Linked DNA regions of Homo sapiens: region 1 is linked to region 2. A link is an interaction called in ENCODE POLR2A ChIA-PET data of the cell type or tissue named here. Cell type or tissue: CD4-positive, alpha-beta T cell. All regions are shown on one strand. Each heading gives the region's core, and the rest is flanking DNA. Links, peaks and the distances in the headings are about the cores only.

The links. Peaks named below come from ENCODE experiments on the same cell type or tissue, not always from the same donor. Only the 100,000 strongest peaks of a DNase experiment are listed, where the experiment ranks them.
Region 1: POLR2A ChIA-PET joins it to region 2 with 9 read pairs; 7 of 35 experiments call an interaction of 5 or more read pairs at or near these places.

What each region holds. Positions count from the first base shown.
Region 1 is chr17:68,403,467-68,418,471 of GRCh38, forward strand. All of the region lies in intron 11 of ARSG (arylsulfatase G), which reads left to right. It also overlaps a transcript of PRKAR1A not described here. Among named protein-coding and RNA genes, the nearest start is that of MIR635, 14 kb to the right of the region's middle. RefSeq lists enhancers at 9,655-10,313, 10,314-10,970, 10,466-10,515. In CD4-positive, alpha-beta T cell, for the core only: no CTCF peak of the experiment used is centred there; a DNase peak (open chromatin) is centred at 10,657; H3K4me3 peaks cover 708 bases.
Region 2 is chr17:68,350,555-68,365,559 of GRCh38, forward strand. ARSG (arylsulfatase G) reads left to right here. Exons shown (of 12, transcript NM_001267727.2): 5 at 1,021-1,132; 6 at 6,113-6,250. Among named protein-coding and RNA genes, the nearest start is that of MIR635, 66 kb to the right of the region's middle. RefSeq lists an enhancer at 6,194-6,253. In CD4-positive, alpha-beta T cell, for the core only: no CTCF peak of the experiment used is centred there; a DNase peak (open chromatin) is centred at 6,147; H3K4me3 peaks cover 570 bases.

The DNA.
Region 1 (15,005 bases), core at 8,360-12,359, 57 kb after region 2:
GGATGAAACAGGGGCATGTTCTGATTCCCTCTTCCTCTTGCTTCTAATATTTGCATTCCAGTTACTTACAACTGCTTTTGGATAAGCTAGATGAATTGACATCTACTACATTAGATTAGAGAAAGATGTGTTCGTCTATGATGAGGATATGATGTTATGGTCACGCACTGGGAGTGGTCTTGAAAAGACAACCAGTCTGTTTTGGTATGTGGCCTAGAATTAAGGTGTACCTTATTGTTTTTCTTTTTTTTTATTATTATACTTTAAGTTCTAGGGTACATGTGCACAACGTGCAGGTTTGTTACCTATGTATACATGTGCCATGTTGGTGTGCTGCACCCATTAACTCGTCATTTACATTGGTTATATCTCCTAATGCTTTCCCTCCCCCCTCACCCCACCCCACGACAGGCCCCGGTGTGTGATGTTCCCCTTCCTGTGTCCATGTGTTCTCATTGTTCAATTCCCACCTATGAGTGAGAACATGTGGTGTTTGTTTTTTTGTTCTTGTGATAGTTTGCTGAGAATGATGGTTTCCAGGTTCATCCATGTCCCTACCAAGGACGTGAACTCATCCTTTTTTATGGCTGCATAGTATTCCATGGTGTATATGTGCCACATTTTCTTAATCCAGTCTATCATTGATGGACATTTGGGTTGGGTCCAAGTCTTTGCTATTGTGAATAGTGCCGCAATAAACATACGTGTGCATGTGTCTTTATAGCAGCATGATTTATAATCCTTTGGGTGTATACCCAGTAATGGGATGGCTGGGTCAAATGGTATTTCTAGTTCGAGATCCTTGAGGAATCGCCACACTGTCTTCCTCAATGGTTGAACTAGTTTACAGTCCCACCAACAGTGTAAAAGTGTTCCTATTTGTCCAGTTAAGGCAACCTGTACACAAAGTGAAAGGCCCAGATCTATAATGTATAATTTGGTGAGGTTTTATAAATGTAGATACCGTGTATGTACCCTTTTAATGGTGTGAATTCCATTGATTCTTTTTCTTTTTCCATTGATTGATTTTCAAGTGTTAAGCCAACTTTACATTCCTCAATAAATCCCATTTAGTAATGATGTATCATACTTTTTATATCTTGCTGATTTTGATTTGCTAAGATTTTGTCTATAATTTTCCTTTCTTGTCTATGTCAAGGTTTGGTATCAGGATTTTGCTGGCCTTATAAAATGAGTTGAGAAATATTCCCTTCTCTATTTTCTGAAAGGGTTTGTGGAAGATCAGTATTATTTCTTTCATGTTTGATTGAATTCATCTGTGAAATGATTTGCCAAATTCATTGTTGTGAAGATTTTGTCATATTTTTAAAAAGAGTGTTAGTATTTTAGGTCTTATATTTAGATCTCTGATCCATTTCCAGTTAATTTTTGTATGTGGCATAAGTAAGGGTCCAACTTCATTGTTTTACATGTTGACATCCAGTTTTCCCAGCATCATTTATTGAAAACACTGTCCTTTCCCCATTGAATGGTCTTGGCACCCTTGTTAAAAATCATTTGATCATACATGTGAGGGATAATTTCCACTGTCTATTCTATTTCATTAGTTATATGTCTATGTTTATGCCAGTACCACACTGTTTTAATTACTGTAGACTTGTTGCAGTTTTGAAATCAGGAGTGTGAGTCCTACAGCTTTGGGCTTTTTTTTTTTTTTTTTTTTTAGACTGTTTTGACTATTTCTGGGTCCTCTGAGATTCCATGTGAATTTTAGGATGGCTTTTTCTATTTCTGCAAAAAACATCATCAGGATTTTGATAAGGATTGTACTGAACCTGTAGACCACTTGGGGTAGTATTGACATTTTAACAATATTAAGTCTTCCAATCCATGAACATGGGATGTAACCATTTGTTTATGTCTTCTTTAATGTCTTTCAGCTATATTTTATGGTTTTCATTATGCAAGTCTTTCACTTTTTTGTGTTAATTCCTATTTTACTCTTTTTGATGCCATTGTAAATGAAGTTGTTTTCACAATTTCGTTTTCAGATTGTTCACTGTTAGTGTATAGAAATATAACTGGCTTTGTGTTCTGAATTTCAATCCTGCCATTTTGCTGAATTCCTTTATTAGTTCTGTTTTTATGTGGAATATTTAGGTTTTCTACATATAAGATTATATCATATCTGAAGGAGGTCATTTTACTTCCTCCATTCCAATTTGGATGCTTTTTATTTCTTTTTCTTGCCGAATTGCTCTGGCTGGAATGTCCAGTACTATGTGGAACAGAAATGGCAAAAATGGCATTGAAACTTTTATTAATATATTATGTCCTTCTCTTTGTCTCTTATAACCCTTTTTAAAATTTAAAGTCTATTTTGTATGATATTAGTACAACCACTCTTGCTATCTTTTGGTTACTATTTGCATGGAAAATCTTTTCCTACCATTTCACTTTATTTATTTTTTATTTTTCCATGGGTTATTGGGATACACGTGGTGTTTGGTTACATGAGTAAGTTCTTTAGCGGTGATTTGTGAAATTTTGGTGCACCCATCACCCAAGCAGTATACACTGCACCCTATTTGTAGTCTTTCATCCCTTGCCCCCTCCCACTTTACCCCCAAGTCCCCAAAGTCCACTGTGTCATTCTTATGCTTTTATGTCCTCCTCATAACTTAGCTCCCACATATCAGTGAGAACATACGATGTTTGGTTTTTCATTTCTGAGTTACTTCACTTAGAATAATAGCCTCCAGTCTCACCCAGGTTGCTGCAAATGCTGTTGATTCATTCCTTTTTATGGCTGAGCAGTATTCCATTATATATATATCACAGTTTCTTTATCCACTCATTGATTGATGGACATTTGGGCTGGTTCCACATTTTTGCAATTGCAAATTGTGCTGCTATAAATATGTGTGTGCAAGTATCTTTTTCGTACAATGACTTCTTGTCCTCTGGGTAGATACCCAGTAGTGGGATTGCTGGATCAAATGGTAGTTCAGCTTTTAGTTCTTTAAGGAATCTGTTTTCCATAGCGGCTATACTAGTTTACATTCCCATCAGCAGTGTAGAAGTGTTCCCTGTTCACCGTATCCATGCCAACATCTACTGTTTTTTGATTTTTTGATTATGGCTATTCTTGCAGGAATGAGGTGGTATCATATTGTGGTTTTGATTTGCATTTCTCTGATCATTAGTGACATTAAGCATTTTTTCATGTTTGTTGGCCATTTGTATACTTTTGAGGCTTGTCTATTCATGTGCTTAGCTCACTTTTTGATGGTATTGTTTCTTTCTTGCTGATTTGTTTGAGTTCCTTGTAGGTTCTGGATATTAGTCCTTTGTCAGATGTATAGATTGTGAAGATTTTCTCCCACTGTGTGGGCTGTTTACTCTGCTGACTGTTCCTTTTGCTGTGCAAAAGATCTTTAGTTTAATTATGTCCTAGCTATTTATATTTGTTCTTATTGCATTTGCTTTTGGGTTCTTGTTCATGAAATCCTTGCCTAAGCCAATGTCTAGAAGGGCTTTTCCAATGTTATCTTCTAGAATTTTTATAGTTTCAGGTCTTAGATTTAAGTTCTTAATCCATGTTGAGTTGATTTTTGTATAAGGTGAGAGATGAGGATCCAGTTTCATTCTCCTACATGTGGCTAGCCAATTATCCCAGCACCGTTTGTTGAAAAGGGTGTCCTTTCCCCACTTTATGTTTGTGTTGGCTTTGTCGAAGATCAGCTGGCTGTAATTATTTGGGTTTATTTCTGGGTTCTCTATTCTGTTCCATTGGTCTATGTGCCTATTTTTATACCAGTACTATGCTGTTTTGGTGATTATGGCTTTATAGTATAGTTTGAAATCAGGTAGTGTGATGCCTCCAGATTTGTTCTTTTTGCTTAGTCTTGCTTTGGCTATGCAAGCTCTTTTTTGTTTTTGTATGAATTTTTCTAATTCTGTGAAGAATGATGGTGGTATTTTGATGGGGATTGTGTTGGATTTGTAGATTGTTTTTAGCAGTATGGTCATTTTCACAATATTGATTCTACCCATCCATGAGCATGAGATGTGTTTCCATTTGTTTGTGTCATCTATGATTTCTTTCAGCAGTGTTTTGTAGTTTTCCTTGCAGAGGTCTTTCACCTCCTTGGTTAGGTATATTCCTAAGTTTTTTTTTTTTTCAGCTATTGTAAAAGGGGTTGACTTCTTGATTTGACTCTCCGCTTGGTTGCTGTTGGTGTATAGAAGAGCTACTGATTTGTGTACATTAATCTTGTTTCTAGAAACTTAGCTGAATTCTGTTATCAGTTCTAGGAGCTTTCTGGAGGAGTCTTTAGGGTTTTCGAGGTAAACAATCATATTGTCAGCAAACAGTGAGAGTTTGACTTCCTCTTTACTGATTTGAATGCCCTTTTACTGATTTGAATGCCCTTTACTTCTTTCTCTTGTCTTGCTCTGGCTAGGACTTCCAGTAGTATGTTGAAGAGGAGTGGTGACAGTGGGCATCCTTTTCTTGTTTCAGTTCTCAGAGGGAGTGATATCAGCTTTTCCCCATTCAGTATTATGTTGGCTGTGGGTTTCTTTTTTTTTTTTTTATTGGTGCAAATTACTGTTTATTAAGCATTATTTATTCCTTATGCAAAACAAATGTGCACTAGCCTTTGGCATTAACTAAACACTCTCTACATATTTCTTTTTTTATTATTATTATACTTTAAGTTTTAGGGTACATGCGCACAATGTGCAGGTTAGTTACATATGTATACATGTGCCATGCTGGTGTGCTGCACCCATTAACTCGTCATCTAGCATTAGGCATATCTCCCAATGCTATCCCTCCCCCCTCCCCCCACCCCACAACAGTCCCCAGAGTGTGATGTTCCCCTTCCTGTGTCCATGTGTTCTCATTGTTCAATTCCCACCTATGAGTGAGAAGATGTGGTGTTTGGTTTTTTGTTCTTGCAATAGTTTACTGAGAATGATGATTTCCAATTTCATCCATGTCCCTACAAAGGACATGAACTCATCATTTTTTATGGCTGCATAGTATTCCATGGTGTATATGGGCCACATTTTCTTAATCCAGTCTATCATTGTTGGACATTTGGGTTGGTTCCAAGTCTTTGCTATTGTGAATAATGCTGCAATAAACATACGTGTGCATGTGTCTTTAAAGCAGCATGATTTATAGTCCTTTGGGTATATACGCAGTAATGGGATGGCTGGGTGAAATGGTATTTCTAGTTCTAGATCCCTGAGGAATCGCCACACTGACTTCCACAATGGTTGAACTAGTTTACAGTCCCACCAACAGTGTAAAAGTGTTCCTATTTCTCCACATCCTCTCCAGCACTTGTTGTTTCCTGACTTTTTAATGATTGCCATTCTAACTGGTGTGAGATGGTATCTCACTGTGGTTTTGATTTGCATTTCTCTGATGGCCAGTGATGGTGAGCATTTTTTCATGTGTTTTTTGGCTGCATAAATGTCTTCTTTTGAGAAGTGTCTGTTCATGTCCTTCGCCCACTTTTTGATGGGGTTGTTTTTTTCTTGTAAATTTGTTTGAGTTCATTGTAGATTCTGGATATTAGCCCTTTGTCAGATGAGTAGGTTGTGAAAATTTTCTCCCATTTTGTAGGTTGCCTGTTCACTCTGATGGTAGTTTCTTTTGCTGTGCAGAAGCTCTTTAGTTTAATTAGATCCCATTTGTCAATTTTGGCTTTTGTTGCCATTGCTTTTGGTGTTTTAGACATGAAGTCCTTGCCCATGCCTATGTCCTGAATGGTAATGCCTAGGTTTTCTTCTAGGGTTTTTATGGTTTTAGGTCTAACGTTTAAGTCTTTAATCCATCTTGAATTGATTTTTGTATAAGGTGTAAGGAAGGGATCCAGTTTCAGCTTTCTACATATGGCTAGCCAGTTTTCTCAGCACCATTTATTAAATAGGGAATCCTTTCCCCATTGCTTGTTTTTCTCAGGTTTGTCAAAGATCAGATAGTTGTAGATATGCGGCGTTATTCCTGAGGGCTCTGTTCTGTTCCATTGATCTATATCTCTGTTTTGGTACCAGTACCATGCTGTTTTGGTTACTGTAGCCTTGTAGTATAGTTTGAAGTCAGGTAGTGTGATGCCTCCGGCTTTGTTCTTTTGGCTGAGGATTGACTTGGCGATGCGGGCTCTTTTTTGGTTCCATATGAACTTTAAAGTAGTTTTTTCCAATTCTGTGAAGAAAGTCATTGGTAGCTTGATGGGGATGGCATTGAATCTGTAAATTACCTTGGGCAGTATGGCCATTTTCACGATATTGATTCTTCCTACCCATGAGCATGGAATATTCTTCCATTTGTTCGTATCCTCTTTTATTTCCTTGAGCAGCAGTTTGTAGTTCTCCTTGAAGAGGTCCTTCACATCCCTTGTAAGTTGGATTCCTAGGTATTTTATTCTCTTTGAAGCAATTGTGAATGGGAGTTCACTCATGATTTGGCTCTCTGTTTGTCTGTTGTTGGTGTATAAGAATGCTTGTAATTTTTGTACATTGATTTTGTATCCTGAGACTTTGCTGAAGTTGCTTATCAGCTTAAGGAGATTTTGGGCTGAGACAATGGGGTTTTCTAGATATACAATGATGTCGTCTGCAAACAGGGACAATTTGACTTCCTCTTTTCCTAATTGAATACCCTTTATTTCCTTCTCCTGCCTAATTGCCCTGGCCAGAACTTCCAACACTATGTTGAATAGGAGTGGTGAGAGAGGGCATCCCTGTCTTGTGCCAGTTTTCAAAGGGAATGCTTCCAGTTTTTGCCCATTCAGTATGATATTGGCTGTGGGTTTGTCATAGATAGCTCTTATTATTTTGAAATATGTCCCATCAATACCTAATTTATTGAGAGTTTTTAGCATGAAGGGTTGTTGAATTTTGTCAAAGGCCTTTTCTGCATCTATTGAGATAATCATGTGGTTTTTGTCTTTGGTTCTGTTTATATGCTGGATTACATTTATTGATTTGCGTATATTGAACCAGCCTTGCATCCCAGGGATGAAGCCCACTTGATCATGGTGGATAAGCTTTTTGATGTTCTGCTGGATTCGGTTTGCCAGTATTTTATTGAGGATTTTTGCATCAATGTTCATCAAGGATATTGGTCTAAAATTCTCTTTTTTGGTTGTGTCTCTGCCTGGCTTTGGTATCAGGATGATGCTGGCCTCAAAAAATAAGTTAGGGAGGATTCCCTCTTTTTCTATTGATTGGAATAGTTTCAGAAGGAATGGTACCAGTTCCTCCTTCTACCTCTGGTAGAATTCAGCTGCGAATCCATCTGGTCCTGGACTCTTTTTGGTTGGTAAACTATTGATTATTGCCACAATTTCAGATCCTGTTATTGGTCTATTCAGAGATTCAGCTTCTTCCTGGTTTAGTCTTGGGAGAGTGTATGTGTCGAGGAATTTATCCATTTCTTCTAGATTTTCTAGTTTATTTGCATAGAGGTGTTTGTAGTATTCTCTGATGGTAGTTTGTATTTCTGTGGGATCAGTGGTGATATTCCCTTTATCATTTTTTATTGCATCTATTTGATTCTTCTCTCTTTTTTTCTTTATTTGTCTTGCTAGCGGTCTATCAATTTTGTTGATCCTTTCAAAAAACCAGCTCCTGGATTCACTGATTTTTTGAAGGGTTTCTTGTGTCTCTATTTCCTTCAGTTCTGCTCTGATTTTAGTTATTTCTTGCCTTCTGCTAGCTTTTGAATGTGTTTGCTCTTGCTTTTCTGGTTCTTTTAATTGTGATGTTAGGGTGTCAATTTTAGATCTTTTCTGCTTTCTCTTGTGGGCATTTAGTGCTATAAATTTCCCTCTACACACTGCTTTGAATGCATCCCAGAGATTCTGGTATGTTGTGTCTTTGTTCTTGTTGGTTTCAAAGAACATCTTTATTTCTGCCTTCATTTCATTATGTACCCAGTAGTCATTCAGGAGCAGGTTATTCAGTTTCCATGTAGTTGAGCGGTTTTGAGTGAGATTCTTAATCCTGGGTTCTAGTTTGATTGCACTGTGGTCTGAGAGATAGTTTGTTATAATTTCTGTTCTTTTACATTTGCTGAGGAGAGCTTTACTTCCAAGTATGTGGTCTATTTTGGAATAGGTGTGGTGTGGTGCTGAAAAAAATGTATATTCTGTTGATTTGGGGTGGAGAGTTCTGTAGATGTCTGTTAGGTCCGCTTGGTGCAGAGCTGAGTTCAATTCCTGGGTATCCTTGTTGACTTTCTGTCTTGTTGATCTGTCTAATGTTGACAGTGGGGTGTTAAAGTCTCCCATTATTAATGTGTGGGAGTCTAAGTCTCTTTGTAGGTCACTCAGGACTTGCTTTATGAATCTGGGTGCTCCTGTATTGGGTGCATATATATTTAGGATAGTTAGCTCTTCTTGTTGAATTGATCCCTTTACCATTATGTAATGGCCTTGTCTCTTTTGATCTTTGTTGGTTTAAAGTCTGTTTTATCAGAGACTAGGATTGCAACCCCTGCCTTTTTTTGTTTTCCATTTGCTTGGTAGATCTTCCTCCATCCTTTTATTTTGAGCCTATGTGTGTCTCTGCAGGTGAGATAGGTTTCCTGAATACAGCACACTGATGGGTCTTGACTCTTTATCCAATTTGCCAGTCTGTGTCTTTTAATTGGAGCATTTAGTCCATTTACATTTAAAGTTAATATTGTTACATGTGAATTTGATCCTGTCATTATGATGTTAGCTGGTTATTTTGCTCGTTAGTTGATGCAGTTTCTTCCTAGTCTCGATGGCCTTTACATTTTGGCATGATTTTGCAGTGGCTGGTACCGGTTGTTCCTTTCCATGTTTAGTGCTTCCTTCAGGAGCTCTTTTAGGGCAGGCCTGGTGGTGACAAAATCTCTCAGCATTTGCTTGTCTGTAAAGTATTTTATTTCTCCTTCACTTATGAAGCTTAGTTTGGCTGGATATGAAATTCTGGGTTGAAAATTCTTTTCTTTGAGAATGTTGAATATTGGCCCCCACTCTCTTCTGGCTTGTAGAGTTTCTGCCGAAAGATCCACTGTTAGTCTGATGGGCTTCCCTTTGAGGGTAACCTGACCTTTCTCTCTGGCTGCCCTTAACATTTTTTCCTTCATTTCAACTTTGGTGAATCTGACAATTATGTGTCTTGGAGTTGCTCTTCTTGAGGAATATCTTTGTGGCGTTCTCTGTATTTCCTGAATCTGAATGTTGGCCTGCCTTGCTAGATTGGGGAAGTTCTCCTGGATAATATCCTGCAGAGTGTTTTCCAACTTGGTTCCATTCTCCCCGTCACTTTCAGGTACACCAATCAGACGTAGATTTGGTTTTTTCACATAGTCCCATATTTCTTGGAGGCTTTGCTCATTTCTTTTTATTCTTTTTTCTCTAAACTTCCCTTCTCGCTTCATTTCATTCATTTCATCTTCCATCGCTGATACCCTTTCTTCCAGTTGATCGCACCGGCTCCTGAGGCTTCTGCATTCTTCACGTAGTTCTCAAGCCTTGGTTTTCAGCTCCATCAGCTCCTTTAAGCACTTCTCTGTATTGGTTATTCTAGTTATACATTCTTCTAAATTTTTTTCAAAGTTTTCAACTTCTTTGCCTTTGGTTTGAATGTCCTCCCATAGCTCAGAGTAATTTGATCGTCTGAAGCCTTCTTCTCTCAGCTCGTCAAAGTTATTCTCTGTCCAGCTTTGTTCCGTTGCTGGTGAGGAACTGCGTTCCTTTGGAGGAGGAGAGGCGCTCTGCTTTTTAGAGTTTCCAGTTTTTCTGCTCTGTTTTTTCCCCATCTTTGTGGTTTTATCTACGTTTGGTCTTTGATGATGGTGATGTACAGATGGGTTTTTGGTGTGGATGTCCTTTCTGTTTGTTAGTTTTCCTTGTAACAGACAGGACCCTCAGCTGCAGGTCTGTTGGAGTACTGGGCCCTGTGAGGTGTCAGTCTGCCCCTGCTGGGGGGTGCCTCCCAGTTAGGCTGCTCGGGGGTCAGGGACCCACTTGAGGAGGCAGTCTGCCCGTTCTCAGATCTCCAGCTGCGTGCTGGGAGAACCACTGCTCTCTTCAAAGCTGTCAGACAGGGACATTTAAGTCTGCAGAGGTTACTGCTGTCTTTTTGTTTGTCTGTGCCCTGCCCCCAGAGGTGGAGCCTACAGAGGCAGGCAGGCCTCCTTGAGCTGTGGTGGGCTCCACCCAGTTCGAGCTTCCCGGCTGCTTTGGTTACCTAATCAAGCCTGGGCAATGGCAGGCGCCCCTCCCCCAGCCTCGCTGCCGCCTTGCAGTTTGATCTCAGACTGCTGTGCTAGCAATCAGCGAGACTCCGTGGGCGTAGGACCCTCCGAGCCAGGTAAGGGATGTAATCTCCTGGTGCGCCGTTTTTTAAGCCTGTCGGAAAAGCGCAGTATTCGGGTGGGAGTGACCCGATTTTCCAGGTGCCGTCTGTCACCCCTTTCTTTGACTAGGAAAGGGAACTCCCTGACCCCTTGAGCTTCCCGAGTGAGGCAATGCCTCGTCCTGCTTCGGCTCGCGCACGGTGCGCGCACCCACTGACCTGCGCCCACTGTCTGGCACTCCCTAGTGAGATGAACCCGGTACCTCAGATGGAAATGCAGAAATCACCCGTCTTCTGCGTCGCTCAACGCTGGGAGCTGTAGACCGGAGCTGTTCCTATTCGGCTATCTTGGCTCCTCCCCCTGGCTGTGGGTTTCTTATAGATGGCTTTTATTACATTGAGGTATGTCCCTTGTATGCCGATTTTGCTGAGTTTTAATCATAAAGCGATGCTGGATTTTGTCAAATGCTTTTACTGCATCTATTGAGATGACCATGTGATTTTTGTTTTTAATTCTGTTTATGTGGTGTATCACATTTATTGACATATCACATTTATTGGTATATGTTAAACTATCCTTGCATCCCTGGTATGAAACCCCCTTGATTATGGTGAATTATCTTTTTGATATGTTGTTGGATTCAGTTAGCTAGTATTTTGTTAAGGATTTTAGCATCTATGTTCATGAGGGATATCAGTCTGTAGTTTTCTTTTTTGGTTATGTCCTTTCCTGGTTGTAGTATTAGGGTGATTCTGGCTTCATAGAATGAATTAGGGAGGGTTCCCTCTTTGTCATGTGGAATAGTGTCAAAAGGGTTGGTACCAATTCTTCTTTGAATGTCTGGTGGAATTCTGCTGTGGATCCATCTGGTCCTAGACTTTTGTTGTTGTTGTTGTTGGTAATTTAAAAATTACCATTTTAATCTCGCTGCTTGTTATTGGTTTGTTCAGGGTATCTAATTCTTCCTGATTTAAGCTAGGAGGGTTGTATTTTTCCAGGAATTTATCCATCTCTTCTAGGTTTTTTAGTTTAAATGCAAAGGTGTTCATAGTAGCCTTGAATGATCTTTTGTATTTTTGTGATGTCTGTTGTAATATCTCCTGTTTTGTTTCTTATTGAGTTTATTTGGATTTTCTCTCTTCTTTTCTTGGTTAATCTTGCTAACAGCATATCAATTTTATTCATATTTTCAAAGAACCAGCTTTGTGTTTCATTTATCTTTTTTATTTTTTTGTTTCAATTTCATTTAGTTCTGCTCTGATCTTGGTTATTTCCTTTTGTCTGCTGGGTTTTGTTTGTTCTTGTTTCTCTAGTTCCTTGAGGTATGACCTTAGAATGTCAGTTTGTGCTCTTTCAGTCTTTTTGATGTAGGCATTTAAGGCTATGAACTTTCCCCTTAGCCCCTCCTTTGCTGTATCCCAGAGGTTTTGATAGGTTGTGTCACTATTATTCAGTTTGAAGAACTTTTAAATTTCCATCTTGATTTCATTTTTGACTCAATGATCATTTAGGAGCAGGTTATATAATTTCCATGTATTTGCATGGTTCTGAAGGTTCCTTTGGAATGGATTTCCAGTTTTATTCCACTGTGGTCTGAGAGAGTGCTTGATATAATTTCAATTTTCTTAAATTTATTGAGGCTCATTTTGTGGCCTATTGTATGGTCTGTCTTGGAGAAAGTTCCATGCACTACTGAATAGAATGTGTATTCTGCAGTTGTTGGTTGGAATGTTCTGTATATATCTGTTAAGTCCATTTGTTACAAGGTATAGTTTAAATCCATTGTTTCTTTGTTGACTTTCTTTCTTGATGACCTGTCTAGTGCTGTCAGTGGAGTATTGAAGTCCCCCACTATTATTGTGTTGCCGTCTATCTCATTTCTTACGTTATTAGTAATTATTTTATAAATTTGGGAGCTCCAGTGTTAGGAGCATATATGTTTAGGATTGTGATGTTTTCCTGTTGGACACGGCCTTTTACCATTGTATAATGTCTCTGTCTTTTTTAACTGCCGTTGCTTTAAAGTTGGTTTTGTCTGATATAAGATAGCTACCCCTGCTTACTTTTGGTGTTCATTTGCATGAAATATCTTTTTCTACCCCTTTACTTTAAATGTATGCGAGTCCTTATATGTTAGATGAGTCTCCCGAAGGCAGCAGATGGTTGGTTGGTGATCTTATCCATTCTGCTGTTTTGTATTTTTTTAAGTGGAGCATTTAGACCATTTACATTCAGTGTTAATATTGAGATGTGAAGTACCATTCCATTCCTCATGCTATTTGTTGCCCATGTGCCTTGGTTTTTTTGTTTTTGCTTTTCAAATTGTATTTTTGTTTTATAGGTCCTGTGAGCTTTATGCTTTAAAGAGGTTCCATTTTGATGTGTTTCCAGGATTTGATTCAAGATTTAGAGCTCCTTTTAGCAGTTCTTGTAGTGGTGACTTGGTAGTGGTGAATTTTCTCAGCATTTGTTTGTATCCTTCTTTCATATATGACGCTTATTTTTGCTGGATACAGAATTCTTGGCTGATAATTGTTTTGATGGAGGAGGCTGAAGATATGGCCCCAGTCCTTTCTAGCTTGTAGGGTATCTGCTGTTAATCCTGATAGGTTTTCCTTTATAGGATACCTGGTATTTTTGTCTCATGTTTTTCTTTATAGGTTACCTGGTGATGTTTTTGCAATGAATTTCCCAGGTGTTCTTTGAGCTTCTTGTATTTGGATGTCTAGGTTTCTAGCAAGGCCAGGGAAGTTTTCCTTGATTATTCCCCCAAATATGTTTTCCAAACTTTTAGATTTCTCTTCTTCCTCAGGAACACCAATTATTCTTAGATTTGGTCGTTTAACATAATCCCAGCCTTCTTGGAGGCTTTGTTCATATTTTCTTATTCTTTTTCCTTTGTCTTTGTTGGATTGGGTTAAGTCAAAGACCTTGTCTTCGAGCTCTGAATTTCTTTCTTCTACTTGTTCAATTCTATTGCTGAGACTTTCCAGAGCATTTTGCATTACTAGAAGTATGTCCAATGTTTCCTGATGTTTTAACTGTTTTTTCTTTATTCTATCTATTTCCTTGAATATTTCTCCCTTCACTTCTTGTATTGATTTTTGGATTTCCTTGCATTGGGCTTCACCTTTCTCTGGTGCCTCCCTAATTAGCTTAATAACTAACCTCCTGAATTCTTTTTCAGGTTAATCAGGGATTTTTTTCTTGGTTTGGATCCATTGCTGGTGAGCTAGTGTGATTTTTTGGGGAGTGTCAAAGAGCCTTGTTTTGTCATATTAATTACCAGAGTTGGTTTTCTGGTTCCTTCTCATTTGGGTAGGTTATTATTAAGTCTTAGTAGTTTTGGTGAGCCTGGGCCCTTGGACTGTGAACTTCACAAGTGCTTCTTAGTCTATCCCTTCCCTCCCCTTAGGTGGAACAGCTAGAGTGGCTAGAGCTGGGTATCCCCCTACCCTTAGGTCAGTTAGGCTGTGAGAAAAACCTAAGTAATTTAAGCTCTGGTAAATTAGTTTCTCCTGAGGGCAGGCCTTGTTAAGAAAACTAGAATGTTTTGGTATATTTAAAAATTACTTTTCTCCTACCCCTTTTGGAAGGATGAAGAGATTTTTCTCCAGTATTTACTGTAAGAACTTGGTTGAGCTCCTGGAGGTAAAACTCACAAAAGTGTGTTGTGTTTTGGGTGCCGCGGTGGGGGGTGGCGCTTGATAACTGGGCCCCACTGGAGTTTTTCATCTCTCAGACTTGTCCACACTGAGCCTCCAGCAATTTGTCAATTACAGTTCAGGGCTTCCCTACTCCTGGCACTGGTTCTTGCAGAGGTTTCTGCTTGTGGGTTTCTGCTCTGTTAAGTTGTGATTGTTTCTATTTGCTTGTCTGTCTCTCTAATTTTGGGGGCAGTAGTTTGCCCTGTGACTTCACTTCTCCAAAAGACCTAATAAGAGTTGCTGAATTTTTTTTTTTTTTTTTTTTTTTTTTTTTTTTGAGATGGAGTCTCACATTGTTGCCTGGGCTGGAGTGCAGTGGCACGATCTCGGCTCCCAGGTTCACGTGGTTCTCCTGCCTCAGCCTCCCAGGTAGCCGGGATTACAGGTGCCCACCACCATGCCCAGATAATTTTTTATATTTTTAGTAGAGACGGGGTTTTACCATGTTGGCCAGACTGGTCTCAAACTCCTGACCTCATGATCCGCCTGCCTCAACCTCCCAAACTGCTGGGATTACAGGCGTGAGCCACCACACCCGGCTGAGTTGTTGATTTTTTAGTTTGTTCAGCTTTTTACTTGTTAGAATGAAGTGATGACTGCCGACCTCCTTATGTGCCAGACTAGAAACTGGGAGTCTCCTATTTAGTCGTCCTTAAAAATTGTAAGCTGGACATTGTTGGTGATGCATTGTAGCAATTCTGATTTCTGTTACCTGAGAGTGTTGATTTTTGTTTTCACTGGCAGCTAATCAGTAGTCAGTTCCCTTGAACTTATAAAGCCTTAGTTTTACACTTTGTTAGGACGAGTCTTTCAGATTTTTCCCTTGATCTTAGGCAGATCCCTCAGTCCTGGGACACAGTCTCTACTCCTAGCATGAACTGTTTGTCAAAGCTCATGTCACTGCCCTGTACTGGCAATGAAGAATAATCAAATTCTATTCCAAACTGTAGGCAAAGACAACAACTATTAATCTCTACTGATCA
Region 2 (15,005 bases), core at 4,310-8,309:
GTGGGTGTATCACGAGGTCAGGAGATTGAGACCATCCTGGCTAACACGGTGAAAACCCATCTCTACTAAAAATACAAAAAATTAGCCGGGCGTGGTGGCACGTGCCTGTAGTCCCAGCTACTCAGGAGGCTGAGGCAGGAGAATGGCATGAACCTGGGAGGCGGAGCTTGCATTGAGCCGAGATTTCCCCACTGCACTCCAGCCTGGGTGACAGAGCGAGACTCCGTCTCAAAAAATAAAATAAAATAAAATAAAATAAATAAATACATAAATAAAGCTTGGGCTGGAGAAGAGATAGAAGGAAGGAGGAACTCAGAAGAAAACTTCAACACAAAGGCTTTGGGTTTCAATGCTCACACCCTTCCATCCCTCACCTTCACTCCACCACTCCAAGCCCAAATTCTGTCAGCCTTTTGAGTCCCAGCTGAAAGGCAGTATCTTTCAAGGCGCATTTTGAGATTCCTGCCCCATCCCCATCCCACCATCTCTATCGGGGGTAACTTCCTGTGATCACTCTTGTTGGCTCACCTATTCATCTCTTATTTCTTAATCTTTATATCTTATTTTCTCCTCACATGAAAAGTCTCTTGAAGGCAGAATTTATTCTTTCTAAAAAATTTTTTATAATTTTTTTTTTCTCTGTGGTTGTGGCAGCTAAGAACAACTGTTTTTTTTTTATCCCTTAAAGTGTCATGTATATAGTAGGTTTTCACCAAATACTGAGTATGTCCATAATTTCGTTGAAGATGTTAGGCATTCAATAATTCTCTCCACTTCCTCCCAAACTGGGTTAATTCTAATCACAAGATGTTTTGCAAATCTAATCTAACAGCCAGAACCCAGCAAAGTGATTTTCTATGCATACTACAAAGGGATATTAATCAAATCCTCTTATAATTACATACTCTATAGCACTGCAGTATTAAATCATAGGAAATTACATTTTTGTCGTGGGTGTACAAAGGCAAGCACATGGAGTCGCAGCCACGTGGGGGTGCTAACCGGTTGCTTCTATTCCAGGTTTTGATTACTACTTTGGAATCCCATATAGCCATGATATGGGCTGTACTGATACTCCAGGCTACAACCACCCTCCTTGTCCAGCGTGTCCACAGGGTGATGGACCATCAAGGTAATGCTGTCTGACACATTTGCGATAGGCTCCAGGACAAGGCAAAGTTCCAAGACTGTGGTCCATCAGCAATAAATTAAAGATGCAGACAGGAAACAGTTAAGACGGCAAATAAGATACACGGTACATTCTGTGCAAATTTAAATGTGTTATTTGCAGGGAGTGCAAGAAACCTTTCAACGATGAGGTCCACAAAATTCTTCTATTGAAATTTTTACAGGTTCCTCAGACTATTGAGCTCAGCTAGGGAGAGGCTTGTGCTGCTAGGGTCTCACACATGTGGGGCCTCCCTCCTCCTCTGCCTGCTGTCTTTGCTTCTAGCCCAGACACTGGACATAAGGAGGGAGGGAGGGAGAGAGCAGAGGAGAGAGACAGAGGAGAGAGAGAGAGAGAGAGACAGAGGAGAGAGAGAGAGAGAGAGAGAGAGACAGAGGAGAGAGAGAGAGAGAGACAGAGGAGAGAGAGAGAGAGAGAGACAGAGAGAGAGAGAGAGAGAGACAGAGACAGAGAGAGAGAGAACAGGATTCCTTTTGAGCTTCTCCCCGCATGGACAACTAAGCCAGCATTCTGATGTTGGAATGCCAAACAGGCACCAAATAGGATGTTTTGAAAAAACATTTAATGAAATGGGAAAATGCTTATGATATAATAGTAAGTGAAAAAAAAAAAAAAGCAGGAAGCAAGTCATCAACGGTAAGATCCTAATGAGCTCTGTAACCCTATCTTTGTAGTCCTATCAACGGAGACTCAAAGGAGATATGCCATAATGTTATCAAGGAATCTCTCTGGTCGTGGGACTCAGGGTTTTCATTTTCTTTTTTCTTTCTTTTTTTTTTTTTTTGAGATGGAGTGTTGCTCTCTTACCCAGGCTAGAGCGCAGTGGCGCGATCTCGGCTCACTGCAACCTCTGCCTCCCTGGTTCAAGAGATTCTCTTGCCTCAGCCTCTTGAGTAGCTAGGATTACAGGTACCCACTACCACACCAGGCTAATTTTTGTATTTTTAGAAGAGACGGGGTTTCGCCATGTTGGCCAGGCTGGTCTTGAACTCCTGACCTCAGGTGATCTGCCCACTTCGGCCTCCCAAAGTGCTGGGATTTCAGGCGTGAGTCACCGCACCCAGCGGTGACTCTTTCTCCACTTTCTCTTTATTTTCCTCTTTGTCATTGTATTTCCTAAGTATCCTGAGATGCATTTATGATCACAAAAAAAAGATGATAAGCCTCACTCAGGTAATAAAGCAGCACAAAACACGTGTTCCCTTGTTCGGACAGAGCACTGTGGTTATTTCTAAGGCTACAGTTGTCTGAGCCACTTGGGAAAGGTGAGTCTCAGCTCGTCTATCTATAAAACAATAGTTAATATAATAGTGGGTATTTATTGAGAAATTGTTACATTCTAAGCACTGTCTATATTTATCTGTAATCCACGTGACCACTGTGTGAGGTAGGTATTTCTTAGGTTGGTGCAAAAGTAATTGCGGTTTTTGCTGTTGAAAGTAAAACCACAATTACTTTTGCACCAACCTGATACCTGATTTTACAGATAAGGAAGCTTATGTTGCCCAGGTTACACCGGAGCTGGAAAGAGGTAGGAATGGAGATTCCAATCCAGGTCTCTCTGAGTCCAGAGCCCATATGCCCTTCCTATCTTTGCTACTCATAGCATAGTCATTGAACCAGCATGGTGGATATCACTTACATGCTTGGTAGAAGTGCACAGATTCACATCCTACCCCCAGGTCTGCTTTTTAACAAGACTTATGCATGCAGTGAGCTATGATTGCATCACTGCACTTCACCCTGGGTGACAGAGTAAGATCCCGTCTCAAAAAACAAAAACAAAAACAAAAACCAGCCCAGGGATTCTGCACATTATGGCATGAAAAGCGAGGCTATAGAGCATCCTGCTGCCCTTCTTACCCACCGTGGCCTGCTGGGCATACCTGTAATCACACCTGGCCATATGAAGGTATGACATATGTCAGCCAATCTCTTTTTAAAATTTTAAAATTTTAATTAATTTATTTTTTGGAAGGATGGAGTCTCGTTCTGTTGCCCAGGCTGGAGTGCAGTAGCACAATCTCTGATCATTACAATTTCCGCCTCCCAGGTTCAAGTGATTTTCCTGCCTCAGTCACCTGAGTAGCTGGGATTACAGGCTTGTGTTACCATGCCTGGCTGAGTTTTGTATTTTTAGTAGAGATGGGGTTTCACCGTGTTGGCCAAGCTGGTCTTGAACTCCTGACCTCAAGTGATCTGCCTACCTCGGCTTCCCGAAATGCTGGGATTACAGGCATGAGCCACTGCACCTGGCCTTCTTTTTCTTCTTCTTGTTCTTTTTTTTTTTTTTTTTATTTCAATCCTGTTCCTTCTGTATTTTTTTATTTTTATTTTTTAATTTTTAATCTATGTTAAAAATCTCTTTTTAATCTATGTTAAAAATCCAGTAGAAAGCCAGGTGCAGTGGGTCACTCCTGTAATCCCAGCACTTTGGGAGGCTGAGGTGGGTGGACCTTGTGAACCCAGGAGTTTGAGATCAGCTTGGTCAACACAACAAAACCCCATCTCTACAGAAAATACAAAAATTAGCTGGGTGTGGTGGCCCATGCCTGTAGTCCCAGCTACACAGGAGGCTGAGGTGGGAGGATGGCTTGAGGAGGAGGTTGCAGTGAGCTGAGATTATGCCACTGCACTTCAGCCTGGGTGACAGAGCCAGATCCTGTCTCAAAAAAAAAAAAAAAGAAAAAAAGAAAAAAAAATCAAACAGAGAAATAATGGGTGGCTTAGGAGAGAGAGAAAAACAGGAAAGAATGTAAATGACTCATGGAGTTGCAATGGTATAATAAAAAGCTGAAAAATTCAACATAAATATGCGATTAGTGTTCTAATGCCCAGCATGGTGATAATTCTTTTTCTCTTTTAAAAAATTTGGGATGCCTGTAATCCCAGCACTTTGGGAGGCCGAGGTGGGTGGATTGCTTGAGCTCAGGAGTTTGAGACCAGCCTGGGCAACATGGTGAAACCCGTTCTTTACAAAAAATACAAAAATTAGCCAGGTGTGGTGGCACACACCTATAGTCTCAGCTGCTCAGGGACTAAGATGGGAGTTTGAGGCTGCAATGAGCTGAGATTGTGCCACTGCACTTCAGCCTGGGCGACAGAGTGAGACCCTGTGTCAAAAAAACAAAACAAAACAAAAATTGTGGTTTTTGACAATTATCCACACAGTCTGACCATATCTCCTATATTTCTGTAATGGGGTGTGTGTGCATGTAGGTGTGATGGCAAGTTTTGATTTCTTCACAAATCCTTCCCAGCACTATTAGGATGACGTATTTGCCTGAGAGAACTCCATTCATTACCACCTCTGTCTGCATTGCTCTCAGCTTCTCTCTTGGTTCTCTTTGGTGACCAGGACTGAGAGCTTGAGATTTTTCAGAATTCCTAATACACTGAAGATGTGTGCAATGCACTAACCATTTGTTATCTCCCTTAGACCACCAGCACCCCTGTAAGGATGGCACAGGCCCTCCAATGCTACGGATAAGGAGATAACTCTGGGAGCTTAAGTAACTTGCCAGAGATCATGACCAGAGTCAGACCATGACTCAGCCACATTGATGGGCAGCTATGGGTCAGATTCATTTCAATCTGTAAGACCAAAACTTGAGCTTGTGTTGTTTTGTTTTGAGATGGAGTTTTGCTCTTGTCGCCCAGGCTGTAGTACAATGGCGCAATCTCAGCTCACTGCAACCTCCGCCTCCTAGGTTCAAGCAATTCTCCTGCCTCAGCCTCCTGAGTAGCTGAGACTACAGGCGTGCAGCACCACGGCTAATTTTTGTATTTTTAGTAGAGATGGGGTTTCACCATGTTGGCCAGGCTGGTCTTGAACTCCTGACCTTAGGTGATCCACCCGCCTTGGCCTCCCAAAGTTCTGGGATTACACGCATGAGCCACTGTGCCTGGCCTGGTCTTGAACTTCTGACCTCAGGTGATCTGCCTGCCTCAGCCTCCCAAAGTATTGGGATTACAGGCGTGAGCCACGGCGTCTGGCCATGAGCTTGTTTTTTTTTTTTTTCCAGGAGATGTTATTAGTTTGACTCTTATTTTTTTTCCAACTGCTGAAGTTTCTCCAAATTCTGCAAACATGGCTTAAAATTAAAATTGTCCCAACCCATCTTATGTATTCCTTTTTATGTATTTATTTATTTTTGAGATGGAGTCTCACTCTGTCACCCAGGGTAGAGTGCAGTGGGATGATCTCAGTTCACTGCAACCTCCGCCTCCCGGGTTCAAATGATTCTCCTGCCTCAGCCTCCTGAGTAGCTGGGATTACAGATGTGCACTGCCATGCCCAGCTAATTTTTGTATTTTTAGTAGAGACAGGGTTTCACCCTGCTGGCCAGGCTGGTCTCGAACTCCTGACCTCAAGTGATCTGCTGGCCTCGGTCTCCCAAAGTGCTGGGATCACAGGCATGAGCCACTGCACCTGGCCCATCTTATATATTCTGTCCTATTGACAGACCTGCTATTACATGAAGTCCCAATTGTTGACTTCGGAAAACGCTGAGTTGCACGCCATACACAGAGGCTGGGATTGAAGTGAGACAGCAGAGAAAGCCAGCAATGGGGCTACTGATTGGTGGTGGGACTCTGCTTGACATCATTTAGGTTCTTTAGACCTCAGTTTCTCTCCCCGCAAAATGCAAGTAATAAAAAATAATGTCCCTAGCTCACGAGAGTCTTTGCAAGCTTTACAGAGTGGTCAGCTCGTCCATGGAACATAAATATCTATTCAAAGGGAATGGAAGAAAGCATTATGCATAGACTTTTACACTTGGAGGAAATGGCCAACCAGAAAAATCATTTGGGGCCAGAGTGTTGTATTTATGTGCATATGCATTGTTGCATTAAAGCATTTAGTTCTGCTCCGTGAGTACGTAGGAAATGAATACTCTATGGTCTGTGGTTTCCACACAGGAACCTTCAAAGAGACTGTTACACTGACGTGGCCCTCCCTCTTTATGAAAACCTCAACATTGTGGAGCAGCCGGTGAACTTGAGCAGCCTTGCCCAGAAGTATGCTGAGAAAGCAACCCAGTTCATCCAGCGTGCAAGGTGAGGAGTCTCCCTCCCTCCGCAGGGCCTCCCCCTGCCTCCACCTACCCGTGCACACACACCATGTCCCTTGGCCTCAGCACGCTTGAGGCCATGGCAGAGTTTTGCTGCTCAGCAGAGATGGATGCATACATGTCTCCTATAAGTAAAGCTGGAAAACAGCCCCTTCTGGAAATCTGCGGTCCTGGATTAGAGATTCCTCAGGTATGTTCCTAGAGTCCCTGGGGCTTATCCCTCTGTTGCTTTGATCACGTTCCACTGCCATGATCATTTTGTCCTCTCCTTCTAGGGTACGAGCTCCTCAAGGGTAGGGCCTGCCCACTGCACTCTGGGCACTCAAGGCATTTGTTGAGCTCACTAGCTGGCAGGATGTATTACTTTTCCATTGCTGCTGTAACAACCAACCACTAATTTAGTAGCTAAAACAACAGTAACTTACCCTGCTACAGATCTGGAGGCCAGATGTCTGAAATGAGTCTTAGGGGGCTAAAATCAAGGCATCAGCAGGACTGTTTTCTTGGGGAGTCTCTAGGGAGGATTCCTTCCTTGCCTTTTCCAGCTTCTGGCATTTCTGAGCTATGGCCATATCATTCTCAACTCTAATTCTGTTGTTCACTTGCATCTTCAGTCAAATCTCCCCTCTGGCTCCCACTTACGATAGCACTTGTGATGGCGTTTAGGGTCCACCAGGAGAATCCAAGGTGATCCCCCTACCTCAAGACCCTTAACATAATTCCACCTGAAAACTCTCTTTTGCCATATACCGTAACATTCACAGATTCCAGGAATTAGACCCTGCTTATCTTTGGGAGCTATCCTTCATTCTACCAGACAGAAGTTACAAATTCCCGCATCTAGAAGGCACAGATAGGTAACCTTAAAGAGGGAAGCAGGATGAACGTAAGGCATTAGGGAGTGGTGGGGTCTACAGTGAACCTGTAAGCACATGCCCCATCTGAAGGGGGCAGCTACTACCTAGCTCCAGCTGCTTGGTGCTTCTTTGTGAAAATGTGAACCTGGAATATCACATCTTTTCATTTTACAACAGAGATAGGATACCTGGCTTTTATGTGAAATCTCCTGATCTTGAAATATTAGAAACTACTAATTAACAAAAGGCTGGGGGTGGTAGCTCATGCCTATAATCCCAGCACTTTGGGAGGCCAAGATGGGCAGATTGTTTGAGTCTAGGAGTTCAAGACTAGCTGGGCAACATGGTGAAACTCTGTCGCTACAAGCAATACAAAAATTAGCTGGGCGTGGTGATCTGCACATGTTGTTCCAGCTACTTGGTAGGCTGAGGATGGAGGATCACTTGAGCCTGGGAGGCATAGGTTGCAGTGAGCCAAGATTGTGTCACTGCATTCCAGCCTGGGTGACAGAGCGAGACCCTGTCTCAAAAAAAATATAAAATGAAAAATAAAATAAAATAAAGGTAAATAAGAAAAACAAAGAAGTGGGCTGTGTGCGGTGGCTCCTACCTGTAATCCCAGTGCTTTGGGATTACACTGGGTAATCCTCCAGGATCGCTCGAGGCCAGGAATTCCAGACTAGCCTGGACAACCTGGTGAGACCTTGTCTTTACAAAAAATTATAAAAAGTGGCTGGGCGCGGTGGCTCACGTCTGTAATCCCAGCACTTTGGGAGGCCAAGGCAGGCAGATCACCTGAATTCAGGAGTTCGAAACCAGCCTGACCAACACGGTGAAACCCTGTGTCTACTAAAAATACAAAAATTAGCTGGGAGTGGTGGCACCCATCTGTAGTCCCAACTATTTTGGAGGCTGAGGTAGGAGAATCACTTGAGCCCGGGAGGTGGAGGTTGCAGTGAGCCCAGATTGTGCCACCGCACTCCAGCCTGGGCGACAGAGCAAGACTCTGTCTCAAAAAAAAAAATTAATACAAGTTATTAAATAGCTGAGCATAGTTGTGTGAATCTGTAGTGCCAGCTAACTCGGGTGGCTGAACTGGGAGAATCACTTGAGTCCAGGAGTTCAAGGCTGCAGTGAGCCATAATGGTGCCACCGTACTCCAGCCTGACACATGGAGAGCCTGTCTCTTAAAAAACCCCCAAAACCGGCTGGGCGTGGTGGCTCACGCCTGTAATCCCAGCACTTTGGGAGGCTGAGGCAGGTGGATCACGAGGTCAGGAGATCGAGACCATCCTGGCTAACACGATGAAACCCCGTCTCTACTAAAAATACAAAAAATTAGCCAGGCGTGGTGGCGGACGCCTGTAGTCCCAGCTACTCGGGAGGCTGAGGCAGGAGAATGGCGTGAACCCGGGAGGTGGAGCTTGCAGTGAGCCGAGATCAGGCCACTGCACTCCAGCCTGGGCGACAGTGTGAGACTCCATCTCAAAACGACAACAACAACAACAACAACAAAACTACCCCAAAACCCAAAAAACAAAAAAGCAAAAACAAAACCATACCACAGTCTATCTCTAATAAATCATATACGTGTGAGGTGTCAGGGCAAAGAATGGACATTGTGAAATAATGGACAACTCCAAAATTGTGCACACTTATTTGGAATGCACACCCATAGACTGTGGGGTGCAAGTGCACACACACACGTGTACCTGCACACATGCACACACAGTCACCCTCCCCGCCCCCTTCATAACTGCCTTCTGCTGCCCTCTAATGACCCCATATATGTTCATCTTATCTTCCTCCTAGGAGATTCCACTCCTCAAGGGCAATGGACTCCAAGAAACTTGGTGTTTTCTACAGCCTTAGCCTAAGTGGTCAAGAAAGCACGTGCTGCACGGCTGTCCACTTGGGCAGAATTAAAAAGGGACTCTACCTGTGGCTAAGTGATCACAGCAGCCCCTTGAATATGCAGGAATCCCCCACCCCTCGCTCAGCCACATTGGACGTTTTTAGAAGCTCAGCAGGGAGGGTTGAGGCAGCAATGCAGGAGATCCAGGCATCCTGTTTTCTTGGTAATAAAACCTATTTAAGGATTGAATCTCAAAAGCAGCTCCTAAGGGCTTCAGAAATTGCATCTTAAGGGTTTATCAGGACTTTCTGAGAACACTGTTGTTTTATTTCAGATTGTCAATAGTAGAAAGGGCAGAGCCTCTTCTGCCATCTGGAGGGTTGAGCGTCTCCCAGCTCCCTGGAACTTTGGGATGGTTTCGGGCCCCTGTGCCCCATGGCACGTGGATGCTTCAAGGCTAGTGGGGACAGTCTCTTCTGCTTTTGTGGTGACTCAAACGACACTGTGTTCTTAGGGGAAGGAATGGGGACTCGGGGCCGTTTAATGCCCCCTCCGAAGTGGGCATAGGGCCTGGACATCCACCCGTTAATTAATCCATTAAAGGGCAAATCAACCGACAGCCTCCTTATTATACAAAAAAGGGGAACAGTTTTGTTAATTCATTAGCTGGTTATTAAGTGAAAAGTCCCGAGTCCTGTTGGCATTTAACATCACAGAAGGAAATCCCCAGAAATGCTGATTTCTTTGGGATTTCCACATGCCAAATGATTTTCTGAGCATCAGCAGAAAAGGCCCTCAGGTCCATGCCCTTCCTCCTCCATGACTCTGGCCCCTGCCTCAAGCCCCTCCCCCACCTTGGACCTGTTTTTCAAAACCACCAGCTGTCCCTAGAGTGTGGCTTCCCGCTCTTCCTTGACAAGGGGGCCCACCCTGGGACTTAGGGAGTTTTTACTTGGGTCTTTAGTTGGCTTTAGTGTTTCACCCAAGACCCTCGACGTAGTACTTGGTTATCACTGCTGGTCATTCAGTTTACTTGACTTTAGACCCTTCATCTGGTAGCAATGCTGAATGCTAATGCTTGATTGGAGTTTTTTAAGCAGCAGGCAAATCTCTGAATGGGAAAAGGAGCCGGTAGAAGGCATGACTCCTGGGTCACAGAGCTAGCTGGGCCTCTGTTCCTTTTGAGGTCTGGGACCGTGCATTGCACCTACGCGGGCAATACAGGGCTTGATAAGCAGGAGTGTATCGGGCATCAGGATGAGCAGCGGCCCAGCATGTTTGAAATCAGACATTTCTTAGTTTTCTTTTTTTGAGACTGAGTCTCGCTCTTGTCACCCAGACTGGAGTGCAGTGTTGCAATCTTGGCGCACTGCAACCTCTGCCTCCTGGGTTCAAGCGATTCTCCTGCCTCAGCCTCCCGAGTAGCTGGGATTACAGGCGCCCGCCACCACACCCAGCTAATTTTTGTATTTTTAGTAGAGACGGCGTTTCACCATGTTGGCCAAGCTTGTCTCGAACTCCCAACCTCAGGTGATCTACCTGCCTCGGCCTCCCAAAGTGCTGGGATTACGGGTGTGAGCTACCGTGCCCGGCCTGAAATCAGACCTTTCAAACAAATCAATCTTCCATGGTGTCATGTACTACACATTGAAATCCTAACCCTTAATGGGGTGGTATTAGGAGGTGGGGCCATTAGGAGGAAATTAGGTTTAGATAAGATCATGAGAGTGAAGCCCCCATGTTGGGATTAGTGTTTGTATTAAAAGAAGAGAAAGAGACTCTGGTGTGCTCTCTCCTGGCCATGTGAGGATACAGTGGGAAGACACTTGTCTGTTAATAAGCCAAGAATCAGCCCCTTACCAGACAGTGGACTTCCCAGCCTCTAGAACTGGGAGACGTAAAGTCAGGCGTGGTGGCTCATGCCTGTAATCCCAACACTTTGGGAGGCCAAGGGTAGGAGATTGCTTGAGCTCAGGCGTTCAAGACCAGTCTGCACAACATAGTGAGACCACCCCCATCTCTACAAAAAACACAACAAAACAAACAAACAAACAAACAAATAGGTCCTTCTGCAGTCTAGAACCTGGAAAAAGAAAAAAAAGGCCAGGCACGGTGGCTCACGCCTGTAATCCCAGCACTTTGGGAGGCCGAGGTGGGTAGATCACATGCAGTCAGAAGAAGTTCGAGATCAGCCTGGCCAACATGGTGAAACCCCATCTCTATTAAAGATACAAAAATTAGCCGGTCATGGTGGCACATGCCTGTAATCCCAGCTACTTGAGAGGCTGAGGTAGGAGAATGCTTGAACCCAGGAGACGGAGGTTGCAGTGAGCCGAGATCATGCCATTACACTCCAGCCTGGGCAACAAGAGCGAAACTCTCAGAAAGAACCATGACAACAACAAACAAACAAAAACAACAACAACAACAAAACCCAAAAAACAGAATTGGGAGAAGTCGATGGTTGTATACTAAGCCACCCCAGGGAGTGGTATTTTGTTATAGCGTCCCTAGCAGGCTAAGACACAGGACACGCATCTTTTGGAACTAGGTCCTCAGGATGCAGAGATGAAAGACATGTTCCAGCCTTCATGAGCTCATGCCTGGGATCTGCAGAATTCTCCGTTTTCCTTGACTCACTATCCGTCTTCATTGCTGGCCCCCATGCTTGCCTAAGTGCCCCTGCTGTGGTGCTGCCCCCTCCTCATCTTGCCTCTCACCCGGCTCCCACCCGACACCAACCTATGTCAGGGATCCAGGTTCAGATCCAAAGACCATACTCACCCCCAACCCCTCTTTCTCCTTTCTCCTGTTTGAATGCAGAGACGGATCTCTAGTGAGTGAGAGAATAAACTAATGACTAGCGAGGCAATCATATCGAACGTCTCCCCCAGGGCTATGTTCTCTGCCTTGTGTGGTCACCACACACCGTCCTCCAGGTCCCACTGTCTCAGGGATCTTTCCCTCCCCTCCACACCCCAAACCCCATTTGGTTCCCCTGTTACACCTTCCACAGCAACTTGTATTTCTCTTCCATCTCTCCTACGGGCTGAGTATTCCGTATCTGGAATGCTTGGGACCAGAAGTATTTCAGATTTTGGATTTTTAAAGAGTTTGGACTATTTGCATTATACTTAACCGGCTGAGCATCCCTAATCCTCCCATGAGTATTTCCTTTGAGTGTCAGGTCAGTGCTCAAACAGTTTCGGAGTTTGGAGTATTTTGGATTTTCAGATTTGGGATGCGCTGCCTATACTAACTTTTTAAATAATCATCTTATTTATATTTTAGTTGCCTTTTTCTCTTTCCTGGTCTCAATTAGATGTTAAACTCCAAGAGGGTGGAAATCATATCTATTGTGCTCATTCCTCTGTCCCCAGTGCCCAGTTAGAGCTTAATAAATATTTAATGAATGAATGAATGAATGAGTGAGTTACTTATCCAGCTCCAGTGATGTGCTGGTGCTGTGCCAGGGATTCAAACGTGAATTAGACATGTCCAGTCTCTGAGTGATTCCCAAGCTAGTGGGGAAACAGATATGTAAAAACATGGCTTTAATGCAGGTTGTTTGTATCTTATTAATACCGCAAGAAGCAGGGAAAAGGGCTATGGCAGGGATGGGGGCAGAGAGGAGGCAGCCAACCATGACCTGGGAGCAAAGGAGGAGGACTATTGGTGGCTTTGGAATTGGATCTTAAGAACTGATTAAGTGTTTTGGGGCAAGATAACAGGGAGAATACTGCTGAGAGAGGAATAACATAGATGAGGCACAGGAAGTAGGTGAGGTGCTTGGGACACTGGCATATAGAAAGAGTCTTTGACAGGGAAGGAAGGTCAGGCTGGAAGGGACGGAGATAGGGAAAGCTGCAAAGACTGGGTGAGGAGTTTGGATTGACCCTGCAGGCTGCAATGAGCCCTAGTACGTTTCTTTTGTTTCTTTCTTCTTTCTTTTTTGAGATGGAGTTTTGCTCTCGTTGCCCAGGCTGGAGTGCAATGGCGCGATCTCGGCTCACCGCAACCTCTGCCTCCCAGGTTCAAGCAATTCTCCTGCCTCAGCCTCCCGAGTAGCTGGGATTACAGGCATGCACCACCATGCCCAGCTAATTTTGTATTTTTAGTAGAGATGGGGTTTCTTCATGTTGGTCAGGCTGGTCTCGAACTCCTGACCTTAGGTGATCCAACTGCCTCGGCCTCCCAAAGTGCTGGGATTACAGGCGTGAGCCATCGTGCCTGGCCGAGCCCTAGTACGTTTCTAAATAGAGATCTGCCAGATCAAGTCTGGGTTAGAGAAGGTTGTCTGTGATGCCAGGGTCTAGTGGAAGATGGCAAAATGGTGGGGCGGGGGACAAGTGGTTATTGCAGCAGTCCATTTCAGAGAGACCCCTTGCCCATCCATCCCCAGGGAGCCACCACCAGAGAGGCCAGTGGGCTGAGAGCTGCAGGTGTTCATTTCCCCCTGCATGAGGGAAGCCCTGCCTTCACCTCCAGGCCTGCCTCCCTCCACCCAGGCACCATCTGGGGACACTTCTTGAGAGATGGGTGCCTCTCACCTGCCCTCTTCCATTTCGGATCAGATGATTTTCCCCAGCCTTAACGGTCCCTGCACCATAATCTTCTCCACACCCTGTCTCCACACCCTGCCCCATCCTCTTGCTCTCCTGGAATGTCCCCTCTGTCATCTTACTTGTTTTTTTCCTTCTCTACTCACCATTCCACTTGTTTTCCCACAAAAATAGCATGTGTTCCCTTTAGTAATCTCGGAAAACTGAGACAAGCAAACAAAAAAAAATCACCCTGAATTCCATCCCAGAGATAACCTGTTTTTTGTTGTTGTTGTTGTTGTTTTGTTTTTTGTTTATTTGAGACAGAGTCTTGCTCTGTTGCCTAGGCTGGAGTGCAGTGGCACAATCTGGGCTCACTGCAACCTCCGCCTCCTGGGTTCAAGCCATTCTCTTGCTGGCTGGGATTACAGGCACGCGTCACCATGCCTGGCTAATTTTTGTATTTTTAGTAGAGACAGGGTTTCACCATGTTGGCCAGGCTGGTCTTGAACTCCTGACCTCAGGTGATCCACCCACCTCGGCCTTCCAAAAGTTCTGGGATTACAAGTGTGAGGATAACCTGTTTTAATACCTCCGAGTATGTTCTTCTAGCCTCATTCTATGCTGGTGCATAAACATATGTTTCCCTGGTTTTATTAAGGTATAGTTGAAATGAATGTGTTTTAGAAAACAAAAGTGGAGTCACACTGTGATATAATCAGTATTTTTTTAAAGCATCAGGTGTCCCCCCACTCTATTTTCCATTCAGCACAGGTGCATAATGAAGAGGTGGCTTGCGGGACAGATGCCCCCAAGGGACTAGTCTGTGTGGGCTCTGCCTGATGCCATGTTTTGGAATCTAGCCTGGCATCAGGATGCAGGGAGAGAGGTACATCCTTGGGCATCATTTATGCTTACTACTGCTGGCATGTATTCAACATTCTTAACAAGGAAGCGGTCGGGCGCAGTGGCTCATGCCTGTAACCCCAGCACTTTGGGAGGCTAAGGCAGGCAGATCACTTGAAGTCAGGAGTTCGAGACCAGCCTGGCCAACATGGCAAAACCTCATCTCTACTAAAAATACAAAAATTAGCCAGGTGTGGTGGCGTGCATGCCTGTAGTCCCAGCTACTCGGGAGGCTGAGGCAGGAGAATTGCTTGAACCTGGGAGGCGGAGGTTGTAGTGAGCCAAGATCGCGCCACTGCACTCCAGCTTGGGAGACAGAGCGAGACTCCGTCTCAGAAACAAAAAACAACAACAAAATAAGCTACCATTTATTAGATGCTTAGTGTGGGAAGTTACACAACTTTGTTGGGGAGGTCTGATTGTCCCCATTTTATAGATGACAGAGGTTAAGTTAATTGTCCAGGGCTACACAGTCATGAAATAACAAATCTGGAGGTTTGGATGCAGGATTCTCAAGCCTGTGCTCTTCATCAGCCTGTGCTCTGCCATCTCTCATAACTGCCTGTCTCTGTAAGCCTCTGG